Regions from separate parts of the Homo sapiens genome. Here all the other regions are linked to region 4. A link is an interaction called in ENCODE POLR2A ChIA-PET data of the cell type or tissue named here. Cell type or tissue: MCF 10A. All regions are shown on one strand.

Region 1 (8,000 bases), 540 kb after region 4:
TTGTTAGGGAAAAACTTCTAAGACCTTTGGAAAAGCATGGACCATAGAAGAAAAAATTGATAAACTGAACTTCTGCAAAATTAAAAAAATTCTGCTCCCCAAATTACATAATTTAAAAAATAAAAAGGCAAGCCACAGACTGGGAGAAATATTTGCAAAATATAAAGGACTTATATCTAGAATATGTTTTTAAAGACACACACACATACACAAATCCATATAAATACTAACAATTTGGCTTAAAAAAAAGGACAAAAGATTTGAACAGACACTTGACTGAAGAAGGTATTTATCAATGCAAATAAACATGTGGAAAGATGCTCCATATCATTAAACACCAAGGAAATGCAAATTTACACCAAAATAAGATGCCACTAGAATAGCTAAACTTAAAAAGACTTACAATATCAAGTGTTGGCAAGGATGTGGAGCAACTGGAGCTCATACGCTGCTGCCAAGTAGTATAGCCACTTTGGAAAACTGTTTGGGAGTTTCTTATATAATTAGATATATACTTACCATATGATCCAGCAGTCTCACTCCTGGATTTATCAAAAAGCAATGAAATCATATGTCCACTCAAACGCTTGTACTCAACAGTTCATAGAAGCTTTATTCATAATAGACACAAATTTATATGTGCTTATATATGTATATGTTTATATGTTTATATATGTAGTCATGTTTATATAACTACACATATTTATCAAAACTCATTGAATTCATACTTAAACAAGCCAACTGTTTATTATCTAGTAAATGAACAAATAGTGGTATAATTATACAATGAAATACTACTCAGCCATGAAAAGGAATGGACTACTGATACACTCAACAGAAGGAATGGACTGCAGAGACACTCAACAGCACAGATGAATCTCAAAAGCATTACAGTAAAGAAGCCCACCACAGAAGGGTCCATGCTGTACATCCGATACCATTTTTCTGAAATTCTAGAAGAGCTAAAAGTGTTGAAAGCAGATCAAAGGCCAGACGTGGTGGCTCACACCTGCAATCCCAGCATGTTGGGAGGCCAAAACAGGCAGATCTCTTGAGCCCAGAAGTTCAAGACTAGCCTGGGCAACATGCCAAAACCTTATCTCTACTAAAAATACAAAAAAAAAAAAAAAAGCAAAAACAAAAACAAAAAAAAAAAAACAAAAAACCAGCTGGGTGTGGTCGCACACAGCTGTAGTCCCAGCTACTCAGGAGGCTGAGGTGGGAGGATCACCTGAACCCAGGGAGATAAGGCTGCAGTGAGCCGTGATCACACCACTACACTCCAGCCTGGGTGACAGTAAGACCCTGTCTGTCAAAAAAAAAAAAAAAGACAAAGAAAAGAAAAGCAATGGCTGCCAAAAGCTGGAGGTTGGGAAGGGGACCGAATACAAAAGAACATAAGGGAACTTTCTGGGTGATGGAAATGATCCATATTTTGATAGTGGTGGTGTTTATATGACTACACGTGTTTATCAAAACTCATTGAATTCATACTTAAAATGAGTGAAACTTATTGTAAATTATACTTTAATAAGTTAATAAAAAACAAGAAGTGGGTTGGGGAGACGTTGCTCAAAGGATACAAACTTTCAGTGAGGAGGAATAAGTTCAAGAGATCTACTGTACGACATGGTGACCATAGTCAATAACAATGTATTATATTCTTGCAAATTGGCCAGGTGAGGTGGCTCACACCTGTAATCTCAACACTTTGGGAGGCAGGAGGAACACTTAAGCCTAGGACTTCAAGACCAGCCTGGGCAATATAGGGAGATCTCGCCCCTACAGATAACTTAAAAATTAGCCTGTTGTGGTGGTGTGAGCCTGTGGTCCCAGCTACTCGGGAAACTGAGGCAAGAGGATTGCCTGAGCCCAGGAGGTTGAGGCTGAAGAAAGCCATGATCATGCCACTGCACTCCAGCTTGGCAACAGAGCAAGGTTCTGTCTCAAAATAAATAAATACATAAATAAATAATAAAATAAAATAAAATAAATAAATAAAAAGCCCAGGCGTGATGGCTCACGCCTGTAATCCCAGCACTTTGGAAGGCCAAGGCAGGCAGATCACCTGAGCTCAGGAGTACGAGACCACCCTGGGCAACATGGGGTGAAACCTGTCTCTACTAAAATACAAAAAATTAGCCGGGTGTGGTGGCACGCGCCTGTAGTCCCAGCTACTTGGGAGGCTGAGACATGAGAATTGCTTGAGCCCAGGACGCGGAGGTTACAGTGAGGCGAAATTGCACCACTGCACTCCAGCTTGTCTCAAATAAATAAATAAATAGAAAAAGGAAATTGCTAAGAGTAGATTTTAAGGGTTCTTACCACAAAAAAAATGCTAAGTATGTGAGGTAATACATGTTAATTAGCTTGACTTACCATTCCACAATGTACACATATTTCAAAACATCATGTTGTAGACAGTAAACATATACAATTTTTGTCAATTTAAAAAACAGAAAAGTTTAAAAAACAATGTCCTCAACCATCTTAGAAAACTGGATATGAATGGTATCCTGCATAATGAAGTGCCTTTCATAACGATGACAATGTTTCAGCGAACCTTAGGCTACCACTGGAAAGAGTAGTCATGACGACCTTACATCAACTGATTTAAAACTTTGGGTTTCAGGTCATCACTAATAATGCTAGCTTTTCAAAAAAAAAAAAATCAAATACTACAAATACAAAATAATGTAAACATTGAAGATAGACCTTTTCACATACAAAATTGCTTCTTTGAAATGAATTCATAAATTACTTGTTATGTCGGGAGGGAGCCTGTGTGTTGGAAAAAAGAGGCTATGGAAATTACCACTTGAGTTAAAGAAAAGTGTATCATGTGTCTAAAATACTCTGGTCACTGCGCAGACCCTTCCACCACAGAGGAAGAAAGGAAAGAGCAAATCACAATTAAAATTCAATGTGACTTGAACAGTGATAAAAAAGTATACAAGGGCCAAGTGAGGTGGCTCATGCCTGTAATCGCGACACTTTGGGAGCCCCAGGCAGTAGGATCTCTTGAAGCCAGGAGTTTGAGACCAGCCTAGGCAATATAATTAGACCCCATCTCTACACACAAAAATAATAAAATTAGCCAGGCAATGTGGTGCATGCCTGTGGTCCTAGCTACTTGGGAGGCTGAGGTGGGAGGATTGTTTAAGCCCAAAAGTTGGAGGCTGCAGTGAGCTATGACCGTGCCACTGTACTCCAGCCTAGGCCTGGGCGACAGCAAGACTCAAAAAAAAAATCAGTTCCTTTGTTTGTGTTCAAATACAAATCTTGGTTCTCCTATAAGAAAGAGCCCCTACTTCTGGGTAATTACCACAAAAAGGTGGAGTCACACTGGGCCAGGCAGGCCTGGAATGGGCAGGGCAGGGCAGTTTTCCAGCTTGTTTACACATTGAGGGACCCACCTCCAGGGGAGCAATAGCAACCAGATCTGTAATAACAGGTGTCCATCAGGCACTCCCAGATGGAAGATAACGCCATCTGGTGGAGACAACAGAGCATCACTAGAAACCCAAAGCCAATCTTCTGCCAAAGAGCTAAAACCCCTGGTGTGGTGGCAAGAATACTCTGGTACTCCAATGCAGCCTATTAATTCTGGGAAAGGAGGGTCTCAGTTGATTTGCTCGCATATTAAATTCATAAATTAACAATGTGTCTTATATTAATAATGACACTAGAATTAATGGATGTGGTATACCTAGCCAAATTGAAATTTGTAATTACTTTCTACAAATTTAGTTAAAGCTTACGGTAGCTTTTCTCTAAGGACATTTAAATTCTGTGATTCTACATCATCTGATGATTGTGGCACACTTGTTTCTGGTCAGACAAGGCTGTGTGGATGAAACTTCAATAAAGCTGATAAGAGAGGTGACTTTGGGAAAGCTATTAACTTGGCCAGGCCCAGTGGCTCACACATGTAATCCCAGCACTTTGGGAGGCCAAGGCAGGAGGACTGCTTGAGGCCAGGAGTTGCTATATGGGCAACATAGCCAGACCCCATCTCTATTTATATATATTAAAAAAAAGAGTCCAGGCGTGGTGGCTCACGCCTATAATCCCAGCATTTTGGGAGGCCAAGGCAGGCAGCTCATGAGCCCAAGAGTTCGAGACCAGCCTGGGCAACATGGTGAAACCCCATCTCTACAAAAAAATTAAAGTTAGCTGGGTGTGATGGCATCTGCCTGTAGTCCCAGCTACTTAGGAGGCTAAGGCAGGAGAATCGCTGGAGCCTGGGAGGCGGAGGTTCAGCACCAAGATTGCACCATTGCACTCCAGTCTGGGTGATGGGAGTGGAACCCTGTCTCAAAAAAAAAAAAAAAAGTTGTTATTCAACAAATATTTATTGACTATAGCATACCAGACACAGTTCTAGGCTCTGGACTCATAAACGACAAGATCCCTGTTCTCATGGAGTTTACAGACTAGTGAGGGTGGTGGTAGATGAGAAACAAGTAAAAATGTTAACAAGATGAGGGCAGAGTGAACATAATTTTAAAAGGTACTGTGAGAGAAAAAGGAGGGGTTGGGGGATAGAGTGATCAGAGGGCTCTTTGAGGTGATTATTTGAGATCCAAAGAGGAACTAGTCTTTCATGATAAAATGCGGTCTTAAAAACACCCACTTCAGAACATATATCCAGATAAGTCTTTTTCAAAACCCCTGGGACTCCTCTGGTTTTTGCCTTCAGAGCCCATTAAGAAAAGGAGGTATGGCTGGACCTGACGACTCATGCCTGTAATCCCAGCACTTTGGGAGGCCAAGGTGGGCTACTTGCTTGAGTTCAGTAGTTTGAGACCAGCCCGGGCAACATAGTGAGACCCTGTCTCTACAAAAAATAGGTGAGCAAAGTGGTGCACACCTATGGTCCCAGCTACTCGAGAGGCTGAGATAGGAGGATTGCCTAAGCCTGGGAAGTCGAGGCTGCAGTGAGCTGTGATCATGCCACTGTACTTCAGAGCCTGGGTGACAGTGAGACACTGTCTCAAAAAAAAAAAAAAAAGAAAAGAAGGCTTAACTCAAAGCAGCATTTACTATCACCTCTTTCTTTGACCCTGAATATCCTTGGAATGTTTCTGAAAGTTAATCCATCTTTTTTATTTTCAACATTTTTGAGACAGGGTCTCACTTTGTCGTGCAGGCTGCAGTGCAGTGATTCAATCACAGCTCCCAACTCAGCCTCCCAAGTAGGTGGGACTACAGGCATGCACTACCTTGCCCAGCTAATTTCTTTTTCTTTTTTTTTTTTTGTATTTTTTGTAGAGATGGTTTTGCCATGTTGCCCACACTGGTCTTGAACTCCTGGGCTCAAGAGATCCTCCCACCTTGGCCTCCCAAAGTGCTGGGATTACAGGCATGAGCCACCACCCCTGGCCAATCCAATCTTAAGTATAAATATTTACCCAACATTTTAGTGGGAAAATGTGCAGTGAGCTCTGTAGAAAAGTCAAGAACCGTGTGAGGTCCTTTCTTCTCGCATCTCTGGCAATTGTGCTCTTCTTTTGCTATTAAGTTCTTCATCCTTCTTCTTGGTAGGGATCTATAAAACAGTAGTGAAAATAAAATATTCAGCAAATAAAGGCAGGAGGAAACATAAAGGATATTACTGAGATAAAGGGGGAAGTATAAAAGATTACAAGAACAAAACCTGAAAAATTGTTCCAAAGCTGCTTCCCTTGTTGTACAGCTTTCCAGGCCTTGCGGCTCTCAGGCTCATTAGATCTCTAGGGTATCCTCCCCATGGGTCAAGCAACCTACTTTCCACAAACCTAGTTTCCCCTGTCTCTCTCTGATAAGATTAAGGCGTCTGCCAGTGGTGAAACACTGATGTAACTCAAATTGCTTACATGGTAATACATAACTCCTACTCTCAACTGCCTTCTCCGTTCCATGTGTAGAATGAGTTAGTTCTCTTTAAATTCCCTGATGTCAAACCTGTCACTGAAACATATTGGTTGAAAGCATCATAGGTCCTGCTTGATGAATCCTCAAAGTCAGCAGGGTTAGAAGAGATTTACGTATCCTCTTTATGATACCGATTATTATAGATCTCAATAGCATGCTGCCAACACAGACTTAAGTCTCGCTGGAGCACATCCAGGAAGGAAAAGATTGGTGTTTTGTGTTGATCACAAAACATTCAACTAAGTTCATAAGGAAAGATTCCAAATAGCTAACCTGTGTATCATTAAATAACTCTCAAAACCTCTTTTTACAGATAAAAGGAAATTAAGTCTCTCAGCTCAGAAAGGTACCCTGGGAAGCATTATTTTTTAATGTACCAAAAATGTCTTTGTACATCTCTGTATTAGATGCTTTTATAAACAACGTGCATTATGAGAAAAAAATGAAAATTTCCCATTTTTATTTTAAAAAGGTACAGAGAATAGAGTCCAAATGAAGTCTCCAAATGACAATATGCCAGAGAACACCAAATTCCCAAATCTGAGTAACTATCTAAATTTCTGAGGTCTCAGCCTGGACAACATGGCAAAACCCCATCTCTACAAAAAACAGAAAAATTAGCTGAGTGCGGTGGTGTGCACCTGGAGTCCCAGCTACTCAGAAGGCTGAGGTGGGAGAATCGCTTGAGCCTGGGAGGTTGAGGCTGTTGAGGCTACAGTGAGCCAAGATCGCACCAATGCACTGCAGCCTGGAGGACAGAGCAAGACCATCTCAAAAAAACAAGAAATTCTGAGGTCAGCAATTAAATATTTGCTTTTAACTTTCTACTAAAGTACAAAAGAAAAATAACACAATTTCTATGAAATATCAGGATAAGCATAGCAATAAATCTGGCTTAATGTAAATGTAGCCATTTTCACATATATTACTGGGGAATGGCAGACATGCTTCAATTAACCCCAAGATAGAAATAAAATTATAACCCGGGGATGTCAACTCAGTTTGTACTAAATATTGTTTAACTGCAACTAAATGTTAGTTTCTTTCCTTCCAGTTCAGAAATATATCTTAATAACTTTTCTTCATTATCCTTTCATCTTGAAAGTGCCTGAATTAAGAGTGCTATTATTCTTTCATCCATTAATAGGGTTGCCATAACCCAAATGCTTTCTTTTTCGGAGTAAAAATTTTTTTCTGATAACATTTATTCTTTTGAGACAGTCTCAATGATCCATATATCTAGTATTAAAGCATGATTCCATCTGACTTTATTTTTTGAGACAGAGTCTATCACCCAGGCTGGAGTACAATGGTGGAATCACAGCTCACTGCAGGCTTGAACTTCTGTGCTCAAGCAACCCTCCTGTCTCAGCCTCCCCAGTAACTGGGTCTATAGGCTAGGACCACAGGTGTGCGCCACCATGGGCCAGTTTTTTTGTTTTTTTTTGTAGAGGAAAGTGTCTCACTATGTTGCTCAGGCTGGTCTTGAACTCCAGGCCTCAAGCAATCCTCCCACCTCAGCCTCCCGAAGTGCTGGAATTACAGGCGTGAGCCACCATACCTGGCCCACTTTTGTAAATGAGAGATCATCATGATTTTACAATACCATGATTATCGTGATTAGTAACACACAAAATAGCCAGACACGGTGGCTCACGCCTGTAATCCCAGCACTTTGGGAGGCCGAGGCAGGAGGGTCACGAGGTCAGGAGATCGAGAACAACCTGGCCAACATGATGAAACCCCATCTCTACTAAAAATACAAAATTTAGCCGGGCATGGTGGCAGGTGCCTGTGATCCCAGCTACTCGGGAGGCTGAGGCAGGAGAATCGCTTGAAACCGGAAGGTGGAGGTTGCAGTGAGCTGAGATCGTGCCACTTCAATGCAGCCTGGGTGACAGAGGCTCCGTCTCAAAAAATAATAATAATAATAATGCACAAAACAGAGATTTCCCTGCTACTTAAGCACTAGGCTAAGCCCAGCATCTGAATGTTATTGCTTCTGTGAATACCCAGTTTAATTTTCTTTGCAGCAAAACTGAAAAGCTAGGGCCAATTTCAGAATCAAATCTTCAGTTTCTTAG
Region 2 (8,000 bases), 640 kb after region 4:
CAGCAGAAGTATCTGTCTACAGGTGACTGGATAAAAAATATGGGGTCCGGGTGCGGTGGCTCATGCCTGTTATCCCAGCACTTTGGGAGGCCGAGGTGGGCAGATCACCTGAGGTCAGGAGTTCAAGACCAGTCTGGCCAAAATGATGATGAAACCCTGTCTCATTAAAAATACAAAAATTAGCTGGGCGTGGTGGCAGGCGCCTGTAGTCCCAGTTGCTTGGGAAGCTGAGGCAGGAAAATCACTTGAAACCAGGAGGCAGAGGATGAGGTTGCAGTGAGCTGAGACCATGCCACTGCACTCCAGCCTGGACAACAAGGGTGAAACTCCATCTAAAGAAAAAAAAAAAAGAAACAAAGAAAGAAAATGTGATACATAAGGAAATCCTGCCATTTGCGACAACATGGACAAATCTGGAGGACTTTATGCTAAGTGAAATAAGCTAGAAACAGAAAGACAAATACTATATTATTTCACTTATATGTGGAATCCAAAAAAGTTAAACTCATAGAAACAGCAGAATGATTACCATGGGGCTGGCAGGTGAGGGAAACAAATAGATCTTGATCAAACAGTACAAATTTTCAGTCGTAAGATGAATAAATTTCGGGGATCTAACATACAGTACAGTGACTATAGTTATTAATAATGTATGGTGTACTTGAAATTTGCTAAGAGTGTAATCTCAAGTGTTCTCACCACACCACACGCACACAGTTTAAAAATAGTGGGAGAAATTAAATTTAAGAACTAGGAGAATCACCAAATATATAGAATCTGTGAGTTTAGCCTGCCCTCTAGTGGGAAAATTAAGTTCAACAGTCTGCATAAAGAAGCTTCAAGAAGCACTCCAGGAAGATTTTATGCTAAAGTACAAGATGGCACTTGTGGTGTTTTTGATGCAACATAAATGAAGCAAACAGATTCATTTCATGCTATTTCGGGTGGACTTTGCAATGTTAACAAGCCGATCTTTCAATAGCTCACCATTGCCTGTAGGATAAAATCGTTTGCCTTAGCCTGATGGAAGTGTAGTCTCCAATGTGACCTTACTCCTCTGTATCTCCTTCTGCTCCAACAAGATTAAGTTATTCCCCATTCTCTAAATACACCTTGCAGTCCCCACATTCCTTCCAGATTTCCTGTTTTCCTCCCTACTGTGCCTAGCTCACTGCTGTGGAAGCAGTGGGTAATGAGTAAGCAAATTTTAGATTGATTAATCCCATTCAGTTTAATTTTAAACAGCAGGTTTTGTTATCCCGGAAGAAAGGGAGTGTGATGTAACAAAGCCTTGGGGAGGAAAAAACTTGAAGACCCCTTTATCTATTCTTGCCCTTTTAAGGAGGCCTGGATAGACACCATTTCCCTTCCCTAAAATTTAAGTGTTATAATTTATTTCCACATCTCATTCATAGAAACAGTTCTAGCAGTTTTTCCTTATCTAACACAGTGGGTGCTGAAAAAAATATGTCTAAATAAATAAATGTCTGTGTTTTGCTCATTACAATTTCTTCAGTACACCTCTAACATTGTTTAAACTGTTTTACTGTTTAACTTGTTTAAACTGTTTAAACTGAAATATGATCATGCAGTTTCCCTGCTGAAAACTCAAGGGCCCAGCCACCCTTATTTTATAAACCCTGCTTTCCTGTCCATCTTCATCTGCCGCCACTCCACTTTATGTTGAAATTGTTTGTTTCTGTGTGTGTCTTCTTTCCTAGACTGTTAGCAGGACCCATGTCCTACTCATCTCAGACTCTAGGGCTAGCGCATAGCCTAACCTGTAATAGACGATCAGTAAATGTTTGTTGAATTAAATCACTCCATTCTGGCAAATTTTGAGTCTGTTCCTTCTAATCTTATTCACAATGGAAAAAAGTAACAGAATGGTAAAACTTTAGAATTACAAGTTATCTCGAGGCCATCTAATCAATTTCCCTTGTTTTATAAATGTGGAAACCCAGGCCTGCTCAGGATCACACAGTTTGTTGGTCTTTGTTCTGTAAGAATCAGACAATTGTAGGAAAGAAAAATTCCTCCAACTGAGGCTGAGCTATTTTGTTGTTCATTGTGTTCAGAAGCCACTAGTTCCCAGAAACTAAAATAAATTCCCTTATCAGTATTTGAAATTTCATAATCTTGTGTTCCACACCCCATGTGTCAGGGTTGATGAAATTTGATTTTAGGTGGCTGGGCGCAGTGGCTCATGCCTGTAATCTCAGCACTTTTGGAGGCCGAGGCGGGTGGATCACCTGAGGTACGGAGTTCGAAACCAGCCTGGCCAACATGGTGAAACCCCATTTCTACTAAAAATACAAAAATTTAGCCAGGCGTGGTGGCTTGTGCCTATAATCCCAGCTACTCGGGAGGCTGAGGCAGGAGAAACGCTTGAACCGAAGAAGTGGAGATTGCAGTGAGCCGAGGTCACTCCATTGTACTCCAGCTTGGACAACAAGAGCGAGACTCCGTCTCAAAGAAAAAAAAAAGAAAAGAAAAGAAACTGATTTTAGGAAAAACTAGGCTGATCTGGAGATTTGTATTCTTAATACCCTATGTTGCTCCCACTGGTGCACACTGCTTTGGGAGGATTCATCTTATGAGATTGTCTTGAAAACTGCAACTTGAGGCCGGTGCGGTGGTTCACACCTGTAATCCCAGCACTTTGGGAGGCAGAGGCAGGCGGATCACCTGAGGTCAGGAGTTCAAGACCAGCCTGGCCAACATGGTGAAACCCCATCTCTACTAAAAAAATTCAAAAATATTAGCCGGGTGTGGTGGCAGGCGCCTGTAATCCCAGCTACTCGGGAGACTGAGGCAGGAGAATTGCTTGAACTTGGGAGGCAAAGGTTGCAGTGAGCCGAGATCCTGCCACTCCATTCCAGCCTGGGCGACTGAGTAAGACTCCGACTCAAAAAAAAAAAAAAAAAAAAAGAAAAGAAAAGAAAACGGCAACTTGCCTGAAAGGGGAGGAAAGGCAAAATTCAATCTAAATTAAAGGTCTAAACTCCTTTTCCCGCAATCTTAATTCAGACCTTTCCACAATCACGTCTATTTTCTTATAGTATTAGCTCCTCTGTGCATGAATCAAAAGTGTCTTTCCTTCTTTTGTGCTAAGTAATACTTATCTAACAACTACATCATCTGATGAATGGAAATGTATTTTTCATTAATGGGAGAGATGTTGTAATCTAGTTTGGTAGAATAATTAAAATTAAGAGATCTTATCAGGGAAGTGCTAAATAGAAGGCAGAAGTATAATAAAAAGAGGTTGCTCCTTGGCACAGCTGCAAAGATTGAAAGAAAAAAAAAGAAGAAAGGAAGGAAGGAAAGAAGGAAGGAAGGAAAGAGAGGTTGTAACCCCATGTCTAAATTTTGAATATTCATCTTGGTTGCCCATTTTTCTGTCATTTACTACCATTAATTTCCTTTTAGAGAGTTTAGTAAATACTGGTAACTTATCAAACATGAAACAGCTGAAGAACACATGTTCTTCATGGAACATGTGTGAATGGAACAAAAAGAAAAGGAAAGGAAAATATTTGTTTTGCTTTATCTTGCTAAAACAAAAAACAAAAAAAACCCTTTAATTCTAATTAAAACCTAAATGTAGCTACTTAAAAGGAAGCAGGCCGGGCGCGGTGGCTCACGCCTATAATCCCAGTACTTTGGAAGGCCAAGGTGGGCGGATCATGAGGTCAAGAAATCGAGACCGTCCTGGCCAACATGATGAAACTCCGTCTTTTCCAAAAATACAAAAATTAGCTGGGAGTGGTAGCGCGCGCCTGTAGTCTCAGCTACTCGGGAGGCTGAGGCAGGAGAATCACTTGAACCCGGGAGGCGGTGGTTGCAGTGAGCCGAGATCGCGCTACTGCACTCCAGCCTGGCGACAGAGTAAGACACCATCTCAAAACTGAAAAAAAAAAAAAAAGAAAAAAAGGTAGCAACCTATATGGAGTGAACAGAAAGAGCTTTTCTTCGGGAGCGCCCGGATAGCTCAGTCGGTAGAGCATCAGACTTTTAATCTGAGGGTCCAGGGTTCAAGTCCCTGTTCGGGCGTTTGTAGTTTTCGTTACTTTAACCTGCTAAATTATCCCATCAAGTCCCAAGAGCGGACATCGTAAACCCTTACATTTCAAGTTGAATTCAAATCATTTTTCACTGGGTTCAGAATATGCTAGATAGACGTGTTTTCAGGGAGGAAAAAAAATGACTGAAAAGTCATTTAATTTCTTGGAGAGTATCGAGGTCTGGCACAGTGGTTTCCCAGAAAAATATTTGTTTTTTGATGGCTCATAATTGAGAAAGGAAGAAAAAAACTTAAAAGCAAGCACCTTGTGCTCTCACCACAAAAAAAGGTATGCGAGGTAATGCATAACCTTATCAGTTTGATTTAATCATTCAACAATATATACGTATTTCAGAACATGGTGTTATACACCATAATGTGTACAATTTGTATTTGTTCATTGAGGAAAAGAGAACAAGACGCCCGAACAGGGACTTGAACCCTGGACCCTCAGATTAAAAGTCTGATGCTCTACCGACTGAGCTATCCGGGCTCCCGTAGACAACAGCTTGTTCTGCCGTTTCTTACATAAGAATGAGGACCCTTGAGTGATTGCATCATCCACACTGTGAGACTGCTTTAACGCCAAGAAAGTTCGTGATTCGTGCGTAAAAGGAAAAACAGAAGGCCCAAATTCTGCGCCTTTCACCAGCATCACCAGCTAATTTAGAATTGCGAGATATTTATGCGCCTAGTAAGCATGATTAGGTAGGCTTTTTTTATTTGTAGTTAAATAGGTTCAGGATTAAAAGAATGGCGAGGTGTCACTTTTGAAGTGCTGTAATAACCTTCGATCTATTTTACCATTGATAACAGAATGGGCATCAGTGCTAAAACCTATCCAATAATAGAAAAAAATGAATCTGTCTAAGAGACTATGAATATGCTGTTCTGAAGCTATCGGGTTGCACTGTGCGGTATAAAGTGAGAGAAAGGAAGGATGGTGAGGTTATCCAATAGGTCGCCTGAAAGCATCCAAGTTGTTTTTTTGTTTTTGTTTTTGTTTTTTTTGAGACGGAGCCTCCCTCTGTCGCCCAGGCTGGCGTGCAATGGCACGATCTCTCGGCTCACTGCAACCTCCACCTCCCGGGTTCAAGCAATTCTCCTGCCTCAGCCTTCCGAGTAGCTGGGATTACAGGCGCCTGCCACCATGCCCAGCTAATTTTTGTATTTTTGGTAGAGACTGGGTTTCATCGTGTTGGCCAATCTGGTCTCGAATTCCTGACCTCCGGTGATTGGCCCGGCGCATCCAAGTAATTTTAAGGGGCGCAAACTCTGGAAGAGTTCACCAGCAGCGACCTTGGGGGTAGAAGCCCTACTAAGCTAGAGAGACAGGAAAACTGAACATGGCATTGAAGAGAGATTGTTTTGATCTTGGCATTGGAGGTTCTTCCCTTCCGTAGCCATCAGTAATTTGAGCACTGCCCTTTGCTATGGAGCTGGTGTTGAGAATGACCACGGTAGAGCTTTGAGAGTGGGACAGTAAAGGTCTTTGTTAGCTGATGTTACTTCACCTTAATTCCATCCTTAACCTCTTTCGGGGTGATTGCTCTGGTCCAGCAATTCCACTTTTAGGAATTTGTCCTGAAGAAATAATCAGAGGTGACGGGGCGCGGTGGCTCACGCCTGTAATGCCAGCACTTTGGGAGGCCCAGGAGGGCGGATCACGAGGTCAGGAGTTCGAGACCAACCTGATCGACATGGTGAAACCCCGTCTCTACTAAAAAATACAAAAAAGTTAGCCGGGCGTGGTGGCACACTCCTGTAATCCCATCTACTCAGGAGGCTGAGTCAGGAGAATCGCTTGAAGCTGGGAGGCGGAGGTTGCAGTGAGCCGAGATAACACCACTGCACTCCAGCCTGGGCGACAGGGAGAGACTCTGTCTCAAAAAAAAAAAAAAAAAAAAAAAAGAAGAATCAGGGGTGTACAAAAAGATCTGACTACAGGAGAGATCGTCACGGCATTTTAATCAGAAACGAGAAAAATAGCTACATAAATTATGGTACGGCCTTAATTATTATGCAGCTATTAATAATCATGTTTCGGAAGAATAGGATTTGGGAAAAAAATAGAAAACATTTTTAAGTTAGGAAACATTTCAAATCAATAGGGTTTTGTTTGTTTTGTATTTTCAAGAAAAGGGTGCATATATGTGCACTGAAAAACAAAGGATAAAAAAAGACAACAAACAAAGGATAAATGCTTATACAAAACCTGGGTTCTGAAGTTAGGTGCTCTATTTGAATCCTGACTACCATTGTGTAACCTTGAGCAAGCTATTTCTCTGTGTGTCAGGACAATAGGATGACTGTGAGATTTAAATAATATAGTATATAGACATTGTTTGCAATAGTGTCTGACATGTAATAAGCATTCATGGAGGCACATAAAGATTTAATGGCAAAGATGTAACAAGAACAGATCCTATGGATCCTGCTCTTTCAACCTTCTGTGACACCATTCACCTTTCAACAAAGAATTAACATATTTGATTGAAGTGGAACGAGATGTATAAAGCTGATTTTTAAGGCTGGGCACGGTATCCTAGCACTTTGGGAGGCCGAGATGGGAGGACTGCTTGAGGCCAGGAGTTCGAGAGCAGCCTAGACAACATAGCGAGACCTGCCCCCTCCTGCCGCCACCCTCCCCCCACATAATCAATCAATAAACTGGGCGTGGTGGCACCTGGCTGTGATTCCTGCTACTGGAGAGGCTGAGGTGGGAGGATCGCTCTTGCCCAGGAGTTCAAGATCAGCTTGGGCAATGTGGTGAAACTCCCTCTCTACAAAAAAATACAAAAATTAAAAACTAGCCGGGTGTGGTGGCGTGAGCCTATAGTTCCAGCTACTTAGGAGGCTGAGGTGGGAGAATCGCTTGGGCCCAGGAGGTGGAGACTGCAGTGAGCCAGGACGGAGTCACTGTGCTCCAGTCAGGGCACTGTATGTTGGATCTGCATGTTACAACATGCCCTAAGTGTGAAAAGCAAATCTTTCTAGCTGGCCCTAAGTGTGAAAAGCAAATCTTTCTAGCTGGCCCTTTGGACCCTTGAAAAAAGAAAAACAAATCTTTGGAACTTTTAGAAGAAAATATATGAGAGTATCTTTATGACCCAGAGATGGGGAAGAATCTCTTACATAATAAATTTTTAAAAAGCACAAAACATAAGAAAATTAACAAATTTTATTTCATTAAAAATTGTTAATCAAAGACAATGTTTAAAAAGTGAAAAGCTACATACGTGAAGTCATTATTTATAACATATATAACCAAGAAGGATTAATATCCAGATTATATGGAAAACTCCTACAAATCAATAAGTAAAAGACAAGCCTACCGTGGTGGCTCACGCCTATTATCCCAGCACTTTGGGAGGCCAAGGTGGGTGGATCACCTGAGGTCAGGAGATCAAGACCAACCTGGCTAACACAGTGAAACCCTGTCTCTACTAAAAATACAAAAAATTAGCCAGGCATGGTGGCGGGCACCTGTAGTACCAGCTACTTGGGAGGCTGAGGCAGAAGAATTGCTTGAACCCAGGAGGCAGAGGTTGCAGTGAGCCGAGATTGTGCCACTCCACTCTAGCCTGGGCGACAGAGCAAGACTCTGTCTCAAAAAAAAAAAAAAAGTAAAAGACAATCCCATAGAAAAATGGGCAAAAGGTCTGATTAGGCAATTCATATATAGGAACCTTAAGTCAGCGGGGTGTGGTGGCTCATGCCTGTAATTCTAGCACTTTGGGAAGCCAAGGCAGGCAGATCACAAGGTCAGGAGATTGAGACCATCCTGGCTAACACGGTGAAACCCCATCTCTACTAAAAATACAAAAAATTAGCCAGGCACCGTGGCGGGTGCCTGTAGTCCCAGCTGCTCAGGAGGCTGAGGCAGGAGAATGGCGTGAATTCAGGAGGCAGAGTTTGCAGTGAGCCGAGATCC
Region 3 (8,000 bases), 650 kb after region 4:
AGGTCAAGAGTTTGAGACCAGCCTGGCCAACATGGTGAAACCCTGTCTCTACTAAGAATACAAAATATAGCTTGGCGTGGTGGCGCGTGCCTGTAATCCCATCTACTCCGGAGGCTGAGGCAGGAGAACTGCTTGAACCCTGGAGGTGGAGATTGCAGTGAGCCAAGATTGCGCCACTGCACTCCAGCCTGGGTGACGGAGCAAGACTCTGTCTCGAACAACAACAAAATTAAATTAACCATAACTACACGGTTTAACAGCACTGAACTTCACAATGCTGAGCAAAAATGTAAGTTGCAGTAGACCACATATAGTTTGATGCCATTTATAAAAATTTTAAAAGCATAAACAGATTTTTAAGGAATATATACACATATAAACTCTAAAAGTCTAAAGAAATGCATGGCAGGGGTACATACCAAATTCAAGATAGTGGTTCCCAGAGGATGAAGAAAGGAGATACCATAGAGGTGACTACAGGGAACTTCTTTGTATGTGTATTGTTCTTAGGAAGAGGAATGGGAAAAGGGACATCATATTCTTTTTTTTTTTTTTTTTGAGACAGAGTCTCACTATGTTTTCCAGGGTGGAGTGCAATGGCGCCATCTCAGCTCACTGCAACCTCCGCCTCCAGGGTTGGAGCGATTCTCCTGCCTCAGCCTCCCGAGTAGCTGGGATTACAGGCATGCACCACCACACCCGGCTAATTGTTTTGTATTTTTAGTAGAGATGGGGTTTTGCCATGTTGGGCAGGCTGGTCTTGAACTCCCGACCCCAGGTGATCCGTCCGCCTCAGCATCCCAAAGTGCTGGGATTACAGGCCTGAGCCACTGCGCCCAGCTGGGAGATCATATTCTTTATACCTTTTGATATGTATAAAGTCATTAATTATATTTTTTTTTCAGAAAGGCTATAGACCAATAATACTGACTTTTAATTTTTTTAAAACTAGAAGGGCCATAAGAAATGGCTGAATTCAGCCATTTTGTTTTACAGATTAGGGAACTGAAGACCGGAAACCTGTGTAACTTCTTCTGTTTTCTACAAATAGCTAGACTAGAACCCAGATTTCCTGTCTTTTTATTCGAATCAATGGTTTGTGAGCATAGTTCTTAAAGAAGGAAGTGGTGATCACTCAGTTGAGTTTTTAAGCCAATTTCCAATTTCATTTCTTTCTTTCATTTCTTCTTTTTTTTTTTTTTGAGATGGAGTCTTCCTCTGTCGCCCACGCTGGAGCGTAGTGGCACGCGCCTGTAATCCCAGCAATTTGGGAGGGTGAGGCAGGAGAATCGTTTGAATCTGGGAGGCGGAGAATGCAGCGAGCTGAGATCGTGCCACTGCACTCCAGCCTGGCAACAGAAGGGAACTCCGTCTCAAAAACAAAACAAAACAAAACAAAACAAAATAACCACACACATAGAATTAGCTGGGCGTGCTGGCGGGTGCCACCTGTAGGATTATAAGATTACACCTGTAATCCTAACACTTTGGGAGGCCAAGGTGTGGGGGAGGATCACTTGAGGCCAGGAGTTCAAGACCAGACTGGGCGACATAGTAAGACCCTGTGTCTATTTTTTTAAAAAAATTAGAAGATGAGCAATTACTCACAAATCAGTGTCAACCACGATGGGAAAAACTCTATTCTTCACCATGGCCTCGTCAACATATTTATCAACGTTTTGTTTTTTTTGATTGACTGAGATAGAGTCTGGCTCCATCACCCAGGCTAGAGTGCAGTGGAGCAATCTCGACTCACTGCAATCTCCTCCTCCGGGTTCAAGCAATTCTCCTCCCTCAGCCTCCCGAGTAGCTGGGATTATAGGCGCCTACCACTGCACCCGGCTAATCTTTTTTGTATCTTTAGACAGTGTTTTACCATGTTGGCCAGGCTAGTCTCGAACTTCTGACCTCACGTGATCCACCTGCCTCGACCTCCCAAAGTGCTGGGATTACAGGCATAAGCCACTGCGCCGGGCCCTCGAGATTTTAAATGAAGACGAATTAAAGATGTTGGTCAATATTTTGCCCAAATTGAAAAGGCTTATCTCTCTTAACCTAGAGGAGGTTAACTGCAGCTCATCAATCATTGCACTTACCACATTCTTTTTACCTGGACAGTCTGATTCCTCCACTAGACAGATTTCAGGTCTTGTTTTGGAATCCTCTAGATTGGTGCTTGGCACAAGTAGGATGCTCAGCTAATTAATTTTTTTTTTTTTTTTTTTTTTTTTTTTTTTGTAGAGATGGTGTTCTCGCTTTCTTGCCCAGGCTGGTCTTGAACTCCTGGGCTTAAACGATCCTCCCACCTTGGCCTCCCAAAGGGTTGGGATTACAGGTGTGAGCCACTGCACCTGGCCTCAACAAATACCTGTTGATCTCACACAAACTGAATTGCATGAACAGATCATATTCCAAGGCTCCAGGAGACATTAGGAAAGGATCCAAACTAACCAGATGCTATTTAAAAGTTACAAAAAAAAAATTCCTGTTGAAAGTTTTAAAAAATACTAATTGCACAAAAGGACAGGGGAAATAGTTGACAGTGGTTCACCTAAAAAAGCACCCTTGACCTTTTTTTTTTTTTTTTTGTGAGTGAGGTGGTTGCAGATTTCTATGAAAAAGAAGTTAATTCTTCAGCTCCTTAATGGAACCCTGGATCTCCCAGCTATGCAGGAGGTTATGCTAGAAGTAGAACAAAGCGGAATGTACAAATTTAAGGAAGGTTACTGCCCTGTGTTCTTTTGCATGGGTCTGTATCTAGCATTGGGAGCCAGGTTTTGTTGTTGCTTATTGGGAGAGATAAGAATGGTATATACACAAATAACTAAAAAAAAAATACGTGGTAAATGCTAAAAGACAGGTGCAAAGAACACTGAGATGGAGCTTTCTTGGGTTACACAGCCAGTTTTAATGTTTCCTAATATAGAAGAGCTTTCAACAAACCTCTCAGGCAGGCTGTCTTCAAATGACATTACTTCCCCCAAATACCTAATTTCATTTATTTCAGAACAACTCTAAATGTTAGAGGATTTTCTGAGCTTAAAAATACTGCCTTGTAATTTCTATTGGTTTTAGTTCTGCACTTTGGAGAAGAGAATAAGGCTCCGTTATTTCCAATATTATACTATTCAGTTATTTGAAGACAGCTTCCAATTTCTATGCTCAACCCTTTCCCTCTTTTTTTTTTTTTTTTTTTTTGAGATGCAGTTTCGCTCTTGTCGCCCAGGCTGGAGTGCAATGGCGCTATCTCGGCTCACTGCAACCTCCGCCACCCGGGTTCAAACGATTCTCCTGCCTCGGCCTCCTAAGTAGCTGGGATTACAGGTGACCGCCACCATGCCCCGCTAATTTTTTGTATTTTTAGTAGAAACGGGGGTTTCGCCATGTTGGGCAGGATGGTCTCGAACTGCTGACCTCAGGTGATCCGCCCGCCTCGGCCTCCCAAAGTGCGCTGGGATTACAGGGGAGAGCCACTGCGCCCGGCCTCCCTCGTTTATATGCAGGTTAAAAACTCCCTTGAGCCTTCAACTATTTCTTTTTCTTTTTTTTTTTTTTTTTTGAGGAGTTTCGCTCTTGTTGCCCAGGCTGGAATGGCGCTATCTCGGCTCACTGCAACCTCCGCCTCCCAAGTTCAAACGATTCTCCTGAGTAGCTGGGATTACAGGCATGCGCCACCACACCCGACTAATTTTGTATTTTTAGTAGAAACAGGGTTTCACCATATTGGTCAGACTGGTCTCGAACTCCTGACCTCAGGTGATCCGCCTGCCTTAGGCCTCCCAAAGTGCTGGGATTACAGGCGTGAGCCACAGCGGCTGGTGCTTTCAACTATTTATTTGACATGGCTTCAAGCTTCCTTGCCACCCTAGTGCCGCCATCGCTCCGTTTCCCTTCCCTACCACCCTTGGGGAGTAAGGGTGAGGACTGGGGAATGGCAGAGGAAGCGTAGTTTTTCCGAAGAGCTGAAGGCAGCCTGTGATTATGACCTTAGCTCTTCCTCTTCTCTGTTTTCTGATCTCCTAATACACGTCTGTAAATATCACAAGACCCTGCAAGTCCCTCACTTATTATCTCTTCAAATCTGACGACTTTCAACCGTTCGGGCCCCACGACTCTCTCCCCGGACTAGGATCTACTCTATGGTAGTGAGCTCAGCCTTTCTAGCTCTCTAGTCCTCCCATTGCTCCATCTATGGTTTCCGGAGGCCTCACCGGAAGCCCTCGTGTGAGGCCGTGTGGGAGGCCGGAAGTTGCGGCTTCATTACTCGCCATTTCAAAATGCTGCCGAGGCCCTAGGATCTGTGACTGCCACCCCTCCCCCCACCCGGGCTCGGCGGGGGAGCGACTCATGGAGCTGCCGTAAGGTGTGGCTCTTGGCCTTCGTCGGCGGGGTGCCGGGAGCGGGAGCTGGAGAGTGAGGAGCAGGCGGCCGTACCGCCAGTTGTGCGGGTAGCGGGCGGGAGGAGCTTGAGAGGTGGGTCGGGCGGCGTGGGGAAGGCCGCGCCAGGCGGAAGAAGGGCTCGGGGGGAGGGGAAGAGTTGTGGGATGAGGGCTCGCGGAAGATAAAAGTGGAGGTGGGGTGACGTGAAGTAACTTTGGCCAACAGGTGACAAACCTAAAGTCGACGTAGTTGGATTGAGTTTAACTGGACACAACATTTGAGGACTGTTGAGGCAATTTGGAGAAAGGAGGTGGGAGAGAGGGAACCGGGTAGAATGACATTGACGTGTCTTAAGTTTTTAAGTTAGTTTTTAGGTCTGCGGACAGTCTACCTTAGAGGCACTTGAGTGCTTGTTTGAAAATGCTTGTTTTGGCTTGGCGCGGTGGCTCACGCCTGTAATCCCAGCACTTCAGGAGGCCGAGGTGGGTGGATCTACCTGAGGACAGGAGTTCGAGACCAACCTGGCCAACCTGGTGAAACCCCGTCTCTAGTAAAAATACAAAAATATTAGATGTGTGTGGTGGCGCATGCCTGTAATCCTAGCTACTCGGGAGGCTGAGGCAGGAGAATCACTTGAATCCGTGGGCGGGGGTTGCAGTGAGTCGAGATCGCGCCACTGCACTCCAGCTTGGGCTACAGAGGGAGATTCCGTCTCAAAAAAAAAAAAAGAAAAAATGTTCGTTTTGGGGCCACACTGAAACCTACAGACAGTATCGAGATGGGGCTCAGAGAAATATATTTTAATGAGCACACCTCCCAGTGATTTTTGTATACCTTAAAGCTTGAAAACCACAGGTTTTTTTGGTTGTGTTTTTGTTTTGTTTTTGTTTTTTTTGAGTGGAGTTTCGCTCTTTTTGCCCAGGCTGGCGTGCAGTGGCGCGATCTTGGCTCACTGCAACTTCTGCCTCACGGGTTCAAGTGATTCTTCTGCCTCAGCCTCCCGGGTCGCTGGGATTACAGGTGTGCGCCACCACGCCTGGCTAATTTTGTGTTTTATTAGAGATGAGGTTTCACCAGGTTGGCCAGGCTGTTCTCGAACTCCAGACCTCAGGTGATCCGCCCACCTCGGCCTCCGAAAGTGTTGGGATTACAGGCGTGAGCCACCGTGCCCGGCCGAAAACCACAGTTTAAAAGCAACACCCGGAGAAAATGCTGCAGCTCTGTGCTGTTGGCACGTGGAACTAGTATCTGTCAAAGATACTTGGAACCTCTTGGTGTTAAGTATTACTGTATCTCAGTTTAGATTTAGTCTTCTCTCTCCTCATACATTTTTTTTTTAATAGATGGGATTTCGGCCAGGCCCAGTGGCTCACACCTTTAATCCCAGCACTTTGGGAGGCCAAGGGGGCAGGTTTGCTTGAGTCTCGGAGTTCGACACCAGCCTAGGCAACAAACTGAGCCCCATCTCTGCAAAAAATAAAAAAATCAGTGTCATAGAGCGAGCTTCCAGTCCCAGCTACCCAAGAGACTGAGGTGGGAGGATTGCTTGATCCCAGGAGGTAAAGGCTGCAGCAAGCCGGGATGGAGCTACTGCACTCTAGCTTAGGCGACAGCGCGAGAGCCTGTCTCAAAAAAAGAGATGAGGTCTCACTGTGTGCTCAGGCTGCAGTGCAGTGGCTATTCACAGGTGTGATCATTGCACACTACAGCCTGAAACTCCTGGACTCTAGGGATCCTCCTGCCTCAGCCCTCCGGAATAGCTGGGACTACAGGCACAGGCCACCGGCTGCAGTTGGTTTTTTAAGATTCTATAACAATCGTTAATCTTTAATTAAAGATTTAATCTTCCCAGTTTAATCTTCCCACTTTAATCTTCCCTGCCGTCCCAGGTCCTGTAGAACACCTACGTTCTGGATTTGACTTATTAACTGCTTGCTCTCCATTTTCCCTAGTAACTTGCAGTTAGTAGGTAGGTCTAGATTTGGATTATTTATCTTTTGGTCAGGAATACTTAATAGGTGTTGTGCTAGTTTCTTGTTGCTTCATAATCAAGTAGTATATGGTGTGTGAATGACCCTCTTTTAGTGATAAGGTTGGGGATGGTGGAATGGTCAGCCTACTCCACGTGTTTTCTTTCCACCCCAACCTTTCACTCAGATGGCTTTAGCATCCCCTACCCCTGCCACTGGAGTGAAGTGGTATGATCTTGGCTCACTGCAACCTCTGCCTTCTGGGTTCAAGCTATTCTTCTGCCGCAGCCACGCAAGTAGCTGGATTACAGGCGTTGTGCCACCACGCCCAGCTAATTTTTGTATTTTCAGTAGAGAGAGGTTTTCATTATGTTGGCCAGGCTGGTCTTGAACTCCTGGCCTCAATCTGCCTGCCTTGGCCTCCCAAAGTGCTGGGATTACAGGTGTGAGCCACTGCTTCTGGCCTGGAATCTCGTGATGACTGTTGAAGAGGTGACATTTAACCTGAGACTTGAAGGTTTAGGATGAATCAGTTTTGTACAAAACTCACAGTGCTCCAAATGAAGGGACGATTTGTGCAAAGGCCCTGTTTGAGAAACTAAAAGATCAGGGTGGCTGAGGCTCAAGATACGACTAAACAGTGCAAGATAAGAGTGAAAATGTGCTGAGGGGATAGACCACGTGTTTATCTTTACAGCAATAGCAAGCTGTTGAGCAGGGCCTGACACTATAGGATTTTTTTACTTTTTAAAATGCTTTTGGCAGGCTGGGCCAAGGTGGGCGGATCACCTGGTTGGGAGTTCGAGACCAGCCTGACCAACAAAAAGAAACCGCGTCTCTACTAAAAATATAAAGTTAAAGTTAGCTGGGCGTGATGGTGCATGCCTGTAATCCTAGCTACTCGGGAGGCTGAGGCAGGAGAATCGTTTGAACCCAGGAGGTGGAGGTTGCGGTGGACCAGGATCGCTCCATTGCACTCCAACCTGGGCAACAAGAGCGAAACTCCGTCTCAAAAAATATATGTATATGAAAAAGAAAAATACAGTGGTTGGATTAAAGAACATTGGCCTGGCATGGTGGCTCATGCCTGTAATCCCAGCACTTTGGGAGGCTGAAAAGGATTGCTTTAGCTCAGAATTTGAGACTAGCCTGGGGAACATTAAAAAAACTAGCTGGATTAGGTGGTACACGCCTGTAGTCCCAGCTACTCCAGAGGCTAAGGTGGGAGGCTTGCTTGAGCTGGGGAGGTTGAGGTTGCAGTAAGCCATGATCACGGCACTGCAGTCCAGCCTGGGCGACAGAGTGAGACCTTGTCTCAAAACATCTATATCTATTCTGTAATTTATTCCATCTGTAATGTTATGGAATCACAGATGGAATAAATAACAGAACGGATACAACTGAGGAATGAATTAGAATTCTAGAAGGAGAAAATCTAGAACAAAGAAAGAGAAAAATATAAACGAAAAACTAAGAGATAAGAAAGAACTACCATTTTAGGCTGGGCGCGGTGGCTTATGCCTGTAATCCCAGCACTTTGGGAGGCCGAGGCGGGCGGATCACGAGGTCAGGAGATCGAGACCATCCTGGCTAACATGGTGAAACCCCGTCTCTACTAAAAATACAAAAAATTAGCCAGGCGAGGTGGTG
Region 4 (8,000 bases):
CTTCTAGAGAAACCGTGTGGTGAGGGCTGAGACTACATAGAGATAGGGACCCAGCTGAGGCCAGTCTTCCAAAGATACACACCAAAGCCGTAGATATGTCTTGTGGAGCAGAAGAATCACTCAGCTGAGAACCTGCCCAAATTCCTGACCCATGAAGTCATGAATTATAACAAAATGGTTGTTGTTTTAAGCTACTAAGTTTTGGAATATTTCTTACACATCAGTAAAGACCAGAATAGCATTCTTTTTCAGGAACTCTACATATTAGTAAAATTAATCATTTTTCAGATGTAATGCAAACATATTTTTCCTAGATGTTTTGACTTTGTTTATTGTTTCCCTTTTTAGTCATGCATAATTTTATTTTTATGTAGTTGCATTTATCATTCTTTTTTTCCCCTAAAAACCAGCTAGAGCATACAATTGAGGAAAAGATAGAATTTTTAAGAAGAAGAGAGATGAAATAGCTAAGGTTGAACTTAAGAAATCACAAGGTCTATATGAAGACAACCAAAAACTTTTGAAAGATTCAAAGGAAAGTTTGAACAAATAAAAAGACATCATGTACTTGGATTTAAAAAAGTAATCCTGGCCAGGTTCAGCTAACACGTGTAATCCTAGCACTTTGGGAGGCCAAGGCAGGAGAATCACTTGAGGCCGGGAGTTCAAGACCAGCCTGGTCAATATAGCAAAACCCCGTCTCTACTAAAAATACAAAAAGTTAGCCAGGTGTGGTGGTGCACACCTGTGGTCCTAGCTATTCCAGAGGCTGAGGTGGGAGGATCGCATGAGCCCTGGTGGGGAGGTTGTAGTGAGCCGAGATTGTACCACTGCATGTCAGCCTGTGCCATATCAGGAGATCCTGTCTAAAAAGAAGGTGGGGGAGGGCGGTGGGGAAAAATAAATAAACACGCTGTCTTAAAGTCAGACAACATGACACTCTGTTGGGTTTGGGTGGGGGAATGATTTTTTTAAAGACTGGGTCTCACTATGTTGCCCAGGCTGGAGTGTAGTGGCTATTTATAGGTGCCATTACAGCTCACTGCACTCTTGAACTAGGCTCAAGCAGTCCTACTACGTCAGCCTCCCCTAGTTCTTGGGAATACAGGCCATGCCACAAAACCCAGCTAGGGAATCTTTTTTTTTTTTTTTTTTTTTTGACAGGGCCTGGCTCTGTTGCTCAGGCTGGAGTGCAGTGGCATGATCTCTGCTCACTGCAACCTCTGCCTCCCGGGTTCAAGAGATTCTCCTGCTTCAGCTTCCAGAGTAGCTGGGACTACAGGCAGGCACCATCAGGCTCGGCTAATTTTTAAATTTTTTGGTAGAGCCAAGGTCTCATTATGTTGCTCAGGCTGGTCTTGAACTCCTGGGTTCGAGCAAGCCTCCTGCTTCTGCTTCTCAAAATGCTGGGATTACAGGCATGAGCTCGCGCACCTGGCTGAAATTTTTTTTTTTTTTTCTTTGAGACAGAGTCTTGCTCTGTCACCCAGGCTGGAGTGCAGTGGCGCGATCTCGGCTCACTGCAACCTCTGCCTCCCAGATTCAAGCAATTCTCCTGCCTCAGCCTCCTGAGTAGATGGGACTACAGGCGCCTACCACTACGCCCAGCTAATTTTTGTATTTTTAATAGAGACGGGGTTTCACCATATTGGCCAGGCTGGTCTCAAACTCCTGACCTTGTGATCTGCCTGCCTCAGCCTCCCAAAGTGCTGGGATTTACAGGCATGAGCCACTGTGCCCAGCCCTGGCTGAAATTTTTTAAAGGAAATAGTTATCCCATGCATTTGCCAGCTTTGTGTAGTTTATTTATTTATTTATTCTTATTTATTTTTTTGAGACGGAGTCTCGCTCCGTCACCAAGGCTGGAGTGCAGTGGCATGATCTCGGCTCACTGCAACCTCTGCCTCCTGGGTTCAAGTGATTCTCCTGTCTCAGTCTCCCAAGTAGCTGGGATTACAGGCATGTGCTACCATGCATGGCTAATTTTTGTATTTTTAGTAGAGACAAGGTTTCACCATGTTGCCCAGGCTGGTCTCGAACTCCTGACCTCAGTTGATCCACCTGCCTCGGCCTCCCAAAATGCTGGGATTACAGGCGTGAGCCTGGCCGCTTTGTGTAGTTTAAAAATCACTTTCAACTCAACCCCTTTCTGAAGTCGTTATTACTATTATCCCCATTAAACAGAAGCCCTCAGAAAAGCTAATTTTGATTCTGCCATTTGCCCTAATCCGTGTTCCCTTAGGCAAGTCCTTTCAAAAGTCTAAACTTCAGTTTCCTCCTCTATAACATGTGTATGCCAATTAAGTGAAATCTCTGCCAGGCCACAAGCCATGACACAATGGAAAGGTAGGTGGACTTTGGGGTCAGGCACACCTACAAATTCCAGCTGCTCCACTTAGTAGCTGTGTTATCCAGGGAAGGACATGTTCTGACACTGGCTGACGCCTAACTGTGTGCACACATAGACAATTATTTCATTGAATCTTTAAGCCCCTGAGTAAAGTTAATCTTTACTATAATCTCCGTTTTGGAAACTAAGCCAAGACATGGCGAGGCTGAGTAATTTATCCTTGGTCACCAACTCTAAAAGAGCTGGATTTGCGCCCAGCATGTGGATTTCAGCGTCTTCCTGGTAAATCGCCACCCTCAGTTGCCACCTGAACAGTAACTCTCCACGAAATGGATGAGAATTGAATCCGTAACTGGAGGGAACCAGGCGTCTGGCTTTGGAATGCAGACCGCCTCTGGCCGACTGCCAGAGGTGGGAGGCCTGAAGTTTGGGCTCCTTGCCGCCCTACCCTTTCCACCACAACGCTGCTATCAAGCCTAAACTCCAGCAAAATAGGCTTTAGGAAAGGCACGAAATTAACTCATTTTACACATAGAGATACACACTGGGACGATTTTGGCTTTTCAAGCTAACTCAGAAAATGGAGATACAGGCCGGGCGCGGTGGCTTACGCCTGTAATCCCAGCACTTTGGGAGGCCGAGGCGGGCGGATCATGAGGTCAGGAGATCGAGACCATCCTGGCCAACATGGTGAAACCCCGTCTCTACTAAAAACACAAAAAATTAGTCGGACGTGGTGGCAGGCGCCTGTAGTCCCAGCTACTCGGGAGGCTGAGGCAGGAGAATCGCTTGAACCCTGGAGGCTGAGGTTGCAGTGAGCTGAAATCGCGCCACTGCACTCCAGCCTGGGCGACAGAGCGAGACTTCGCCTCAAAAAAAAAAAAAGAAAAGAAATTGGAGACAGGACGGCACTCCTCCTACCACGGCCACTATACAACCGAAGGCACCTCCTCCCGCCTCCCTCCAGGTGGCGCTGTAGGACCGGCCCACCTTCCACAGCGCAGACGCCTCAGTTTGGCCTCCCTCGGAGGCCATGCAGCGAAGAAACGTGACTTCATGGCTAGAGGGGCATTTCCCAGGAGCCGCCCATGCCGCCGCGTGACCTTCACACTTCCGCTTCCGGTTCTTTATTCCGGAAGTTGCTCTCAGAGGCAGCGTGCGGGTGTGCTCTTTGTGAAATTCCACCATGGCGTACCGTGGCCAGGGTCAGAAAGTGCAGAAGGTTATGGTGCAGCCCATCGTATCCTACGCAGGATGTCAGGACTAGGAGGTTCGGGTCAGAATACGGGGTGCGAAGGCGCAGGCTGAGGGCAGGCCTGGGATAGTGGAGTACGGATCCACATCCCATGAGCCCCCGGGGCTACCAAGACTGGAAGAAAGCGCGGGTAGTTGAACCGTGATGGTGGGGAGGTGGTCTTGGGGGGACCCCTGCCGTGGGGAATGCAGGAATGGACGCGGCAAAAGGAGGGAAGAGAACTTCAGGTGCGGAGTGAAAACGGGAGTTAACGGTTTTGGGAAACTCCAGGGGGATGAAAGTGGAATGGATGTTCTTTAGTCTTTAGAAGACCCGTAACGAATGCCCAGCTGGGCACTTGTTGTTTGCGTAAGCACCAGACCTCGCGTTTAGTAAACAAAGGTGAGACGGGAATAGCGTCGTCCGGTTGTTTCAGGAAGCAGAGTCTATGCTGCTTTTGTATTTTTTCCTTAGCCACTGTGGTGCAGAACCTCATCTTCAGATACTTACAAAATGTACGTAAGTTGCTTGTTTCGTAACTACTTTTTAAATAAGAGGTGAACTGATTTAGTTTTTTGTGTTAACCTGAGCGATCGCTGTGTTCTAGAATTTAAAAATAGATGTAACTGGAGATTGGAGGGTAATTGAGGGGAAGGAGTACTTAGAAAGCACTAATGTGATGAAGTGGTGTGTATCCATGCCACTTCCCAACATGCAAAGAATTGTATCCATTACTTTGCAAGATCAAAAATACTTTTTAATTCCAAAAAGTATTATTAGCAGACTTGACCATGGTATTTGGGCATCAGTAGTTTTGTTAGTAGTGATTATGGCTAGAACATTGGAACCTCTCCCCTTTAGGATGAAACATTGGAAGAAAAACCCAGCCAACTTAAACCATGTCAAGAGGTGGTGTGTTTAATACCTGTGGGAAAACTTAAAGACGAAAAAAGGAAGAGAGAAGGGGTAGCTTCAGAGGAGTTTAGTGGCAGCTGCTTTCCTTTGAGGGAAATTTTAGCAACTTAAATTTTATAGTGTGATAACACAACTGAAAAACATTAATTTCAGGTGATAATAATTCTTAACCACCTGAATTGAGGGCTCCTGTCCTAGTTGTTAGGTGTGTGACATGAGAAGGCTTTGTTTTGGAACTGGATTTTGCTGCAGGAGATAAGCCCTTGGTCATTAGAAATTACTGCTTTGTGCTATGCTGTCAAAAACTTTCACTCTTAATAGATTGAGACCAGAAGCAGTAAGAAATATTGAGTCCCAAAATCACAGGAAAATTATTAGCTTATACAGTTCCAATATAGAACTTATTAAATGAAAATTCTTTTTGAGGTTATTATTATTGGTGAATAATTCTTAGATATGGGCTAATTAGTTAAAACTTTTGACTTACATTCATTACAATTTTTTTAGGAGCCATATTTCTCTTGTCGTTTGACCAAAATGGTTAGGTTTTGTATACTTCAATTTTTTGGGGGGCGGGGGGCGGGGAGATCTTGCTTAATGTTGCGCAGGCTTATATTGAACACCTGGCCACAAAGCGAATTATTCCGCTTTGGCATCCCAAAGTATGGGAACGGTGTGAATCGAGGCACCTGGCCTGTTTTTCTTTTCTTTTTTTTGAGACGGAGTCTCACTGTGCCCAGGCTGGAGTGCAGTGGCGCGATCTCAGCTCACTGCAACCTCTGCCTCCCGGGTTCAAGCGATTCTCCTGCTTCAGCGTCCCGAGTAGCTGGGACTACAGGCGTGCGCCACCACGCCCAGCTAATTTTTTTTGTATTTTTAGTAGAGATGGGGTTTCACCATGTTAACGAGGATGGTCTCTATCTCTTGACCTTGTGATCCACCTCCCTCGGCCTCCGAAAGTGCTGGGATTACAGGCGTGAGCCACCGCGCCCGGCCCTATTTTTCTTTTTTTAACGTTTCCACTTTTATGATTATTTCAGAGATCGCGGATTCAGGTGTGGCTCTATGAGCAAGTGAATATGCGGATAGAAGGCTGTATCATTGTGAGTATCCAGGCGATTTCATCTCATAGCAGTTCGGTCGTAGAAAAAGACTTAACAGAAAGTGTCTAGCCAGAACAGTGTATAAAAAGTCAAAGATCCAACCTAAGGAAAGTTTTTCAGGTGCTGCTGTTTAGCCTTTTTTCATTGTTGATAGATAAGGATTGGGTAGTTTTTAATAGGGAAAATAACTTTTAATTCATTTTCTTTCCTCTGTCTATGTTGAGAAGAAAATTTGTATTTGATTTTTGAGAAAGGGCTTTGTTCTGTTGCTTAGGCTGGAGTGCAGTGGCACAATCATGGCTCGTTGCAGCCTCAACCTCCCGGGCTCAAGTAGTCCTCCTGCCTCAGCCTCCCAAGTAGCTAGGATCAGAAGCGTGCACCATCACAGCCTGCTAAATTTTTATTTTTTATAGAGATGAGGTCTCACTGTGTTGCCCAGGCTGGTCTCAAACTCCTAGGCTCAAGTGATTCTCCCACCTCAGCCTCTCAAAGTCTTGGGATTACAGGCATGAGCCACAACGCCTGGCTGAAAATTAACTTTTAAAAATTATTCGAAAAAAAAATATTGAGCGACAATGTTAGTATGGAGAGGGGGGACAAAATAAATGAAATTAGGGAGGGTGGGGTTATTTGTTGTGGGTTAGGTGATACCTGAATAGAGAGCTCAGTGGGGTTAGTTAAATAAGGCTTCTGGGATAGCAGGCTACCCTAAATTTTTTTTTTTAAGTTGGGGTCCGGCTCTGTCACCCAGGTGCTCTCAGCTCACTGCAATCTTGAACTCCTTGGCTCAAGTGATTTTTCCACCTCAGCCTCTAGTAGCTGGGAACTATAGGCATACACCACCAGGTCCAGCTAATTTTTAAATATTTTGCTGGGCAAGGTGGCTCACGCCTGTAATCCTAGCACTTAGGGAGGCCGAGCATGATGAATCACTTTAGCTCCAGAGTTCGAGACCAGCCTGGGCAACATGATGAAACCCTGTTTCTACCAAAAATACAAAAAGTAGCCAGGCATGGTGGTGCGCCCTGTAGTTCCAGCTACTTGGGGGGAGCTGAGGCAGAAGAATTGCTTGAACCCAGGAGGTCCAGCTGCAGTAAGCCGAGGTTGCACCACTGCACTCTAGCCTGGAAGACAAAGTGAGATCCTTTCTCAAAAAAAAAAAAAAAAAAAAAAAAACTTTGGGTGGAAGGTGGGGTGGGGCTTGAGAAGAGTGAATCTTTGAAGTTAGTTGGAGTTTTTATCTGCATAGGTATACTCATTTAAAATGGTTTGAATGTGATTTTCTTTGAAGATAACAGTTTGTTTATTTTTCTAGGGTTTTGATGAGTATATGAACCTTGTATTAGATGATGCAGAAGAGATTCATTCTAAAACAAAGTCAAGAAAACAACTGGGTAAGGATAGAAGTGGTCTTACAGAATTCTAGAAATATTTTATTCACTTGCAGAATTCAGTGACCTGCAACTCAGTTCATGTTTGAATTTATTTTGCATTTGAGAAGTTATTATTCAGAGTAGTAGTACACTTTTGAAATCATCCTCTACTACTCACTCCTCACCACACTCCATTTTGGCTTCTCCACCCAGAGAGCTCTCACCAAGGGAACCAAAGACTAGTGGTATTAAATCTAATGATCAGTACTAATCCTCATTTTATTAAACTCTCAACAGCATTTGGCACTGTTGGCTGCTCCCTCCTTAAAGCGCTTTGTTCCCGTGTCTGAGTGGCAGGAAAAACCCAAGTAGATTTTTCTGTTTCCTCAGTTGACAATAATTAACACAGAAGACTTCTGTGACCAGATGTATGGGCATATTTCCCCACACACCAAGCAAGCAATCAGTTCGGCAGTGGACATCAGCTCAGAGTCGTCAAGTTCAGTTCAGTTCTAACACTATCTACCTGAGATAGCGTCAGTTCCCAGAGGTTGAGGGCTCAATCCCCAAGATTGCCTTCCATGCCCCTCAGTCCTCCACCAGATGCTAATTGTCAGCTCCAGATTGTTTTACCTGTGCTTCTTACTGACTGGCTATAAACTGGGTCCCATGACCCCTCCGTTGGTTTGATTAATTTGCTAGAGCAGCTCACAGAACTCGGGGAAACACTTGTATTTACTGGTCTGTTATAAAGGATATTACAAAAAGTACAGATGAAGAGATGCGTAGGGCAAGGCATATAGGAAGGGATGCGAAGCTTTTGTGCCCTCTGCAAGCTCACCACTCTGGGAACCTCCACATGTTGAGCTATCAGAACCCCATTGTTTTCAGTTTTTATGTAAGCTTCATTATGTAGGCATGACTGATTAAATTGGCCGTTGGTGATCAGCTTAACCTTCAGCTCCTTTCCTCCTCCCCGGGTGGGAGGGTGGGGCTGAAAGTCCGACATCACTAATGCCTTGGTC

What was found. ChIA-PET counts read pairs that join two places held together with the same protein. Peaks named below come from ENCODE experiments on the same cell type or tissue, not always from the same donor. Only the 100,000 strongest peaks of a DNase experiment are listed, where the experiment ranks them.
Region 1: POLR2A ChIA-PET joins it to region 4 with 13 read pairs; 3 of 35 experiments call an interaction of 5 or more read pairs at or near these places.
Region 2: POLR2A ChIA-PET joins it to region 4 with 11 read pairs; 5 of 35 experiments call an interaction of 5 or more read pairs at or near these places.
Region 3: POLR2A ChIA-PET joins it to region 4 with 11 read pairs; 3 of 35 experiments call an interaction of 5 or more read pairs at or near these places.

What each region holds. Positions count from the first base shown.
Region 1 is chr1:204,395,239-204,403,238 of GRCh38, forward strand. It overlaps a transcript of PPP1R15B not described here. Among named protein-coding and RNA genes, the nearest start is that of PPP1R15B, 13 kb to the right of the region's middle. In MCF 10A, a CTCF peak has its summit at 3,487 (motif pointing left); a DNase peak (open chromatin) is centred at 3,443.
Region 2 is chr1:204,502,544-204,510,543 of GRCh38, forward strand. TRK-TTT3-1 (tRNA-Lys (anticodon TTT) 3-1) reads left to right here and starts at 3,984; the gene lies at 3,984-4,056. TRK-TTT3-2 (tRNA-Lys (anticodon TTT) 3-2) reads right to left here and starts at 4,559; the gene lies at 4,487-4,559. RefSeq lists an enhancer at 3,929-4,845 and silencers at 4,017-4,096, 4,437-4,486, 6,638-6,932. In MCF 10A, a CTCF peak has its summit at 782 (motif pointing left); DNase peaks (open chromatin) are centred at 798, 4,048, 4,578, 5,318 and 1 weaker place.
Region 3 is chr1:204,512,147-204,520,146 of GRCh38, forward strand. It overlaps MDM4 (MDM4 regulator of p53), which reads left to right and starts at 4,260. Exons shown (of 11, transcript NM_002393.5): 1 at 4,260-4,363. RefSeq lists enhancers at 2,742-3,653, 3,514-4,713, 3,654-4,564, 4,003-4,132, 4,143-4,222 and 1 more. In MCF 10A, no CTCF peak of the experiment used is centred here; a DNase peak (open chromatin) is centred at 4,245.
Region 4 is chr1:203,858,124-203,866,123 of GRCh38, forward strand. It overlaps SNRPE (small nuclear ribonucleoprotein polypeptide E), which reads left to right and starts at 3,476. Exons shown (of 5, transcript NM_003094.4): 1 at 3,476-3,590; 2 at 4,073-4,099; 3 at 5,540-5,602; 4 at 6,918-6,996. The coding sequence starts at 3,537. RefSeq lists enhancers at 3,258-3,552, 3,361-3,620, 4,006-4,581. In MCF 10A, a CTCF peak has its summit at 3,340 (motif pointing right); DNase peaks (open chromatin) are centred at 118, 2,368, 2,618, 3,388 and 1 weaker place.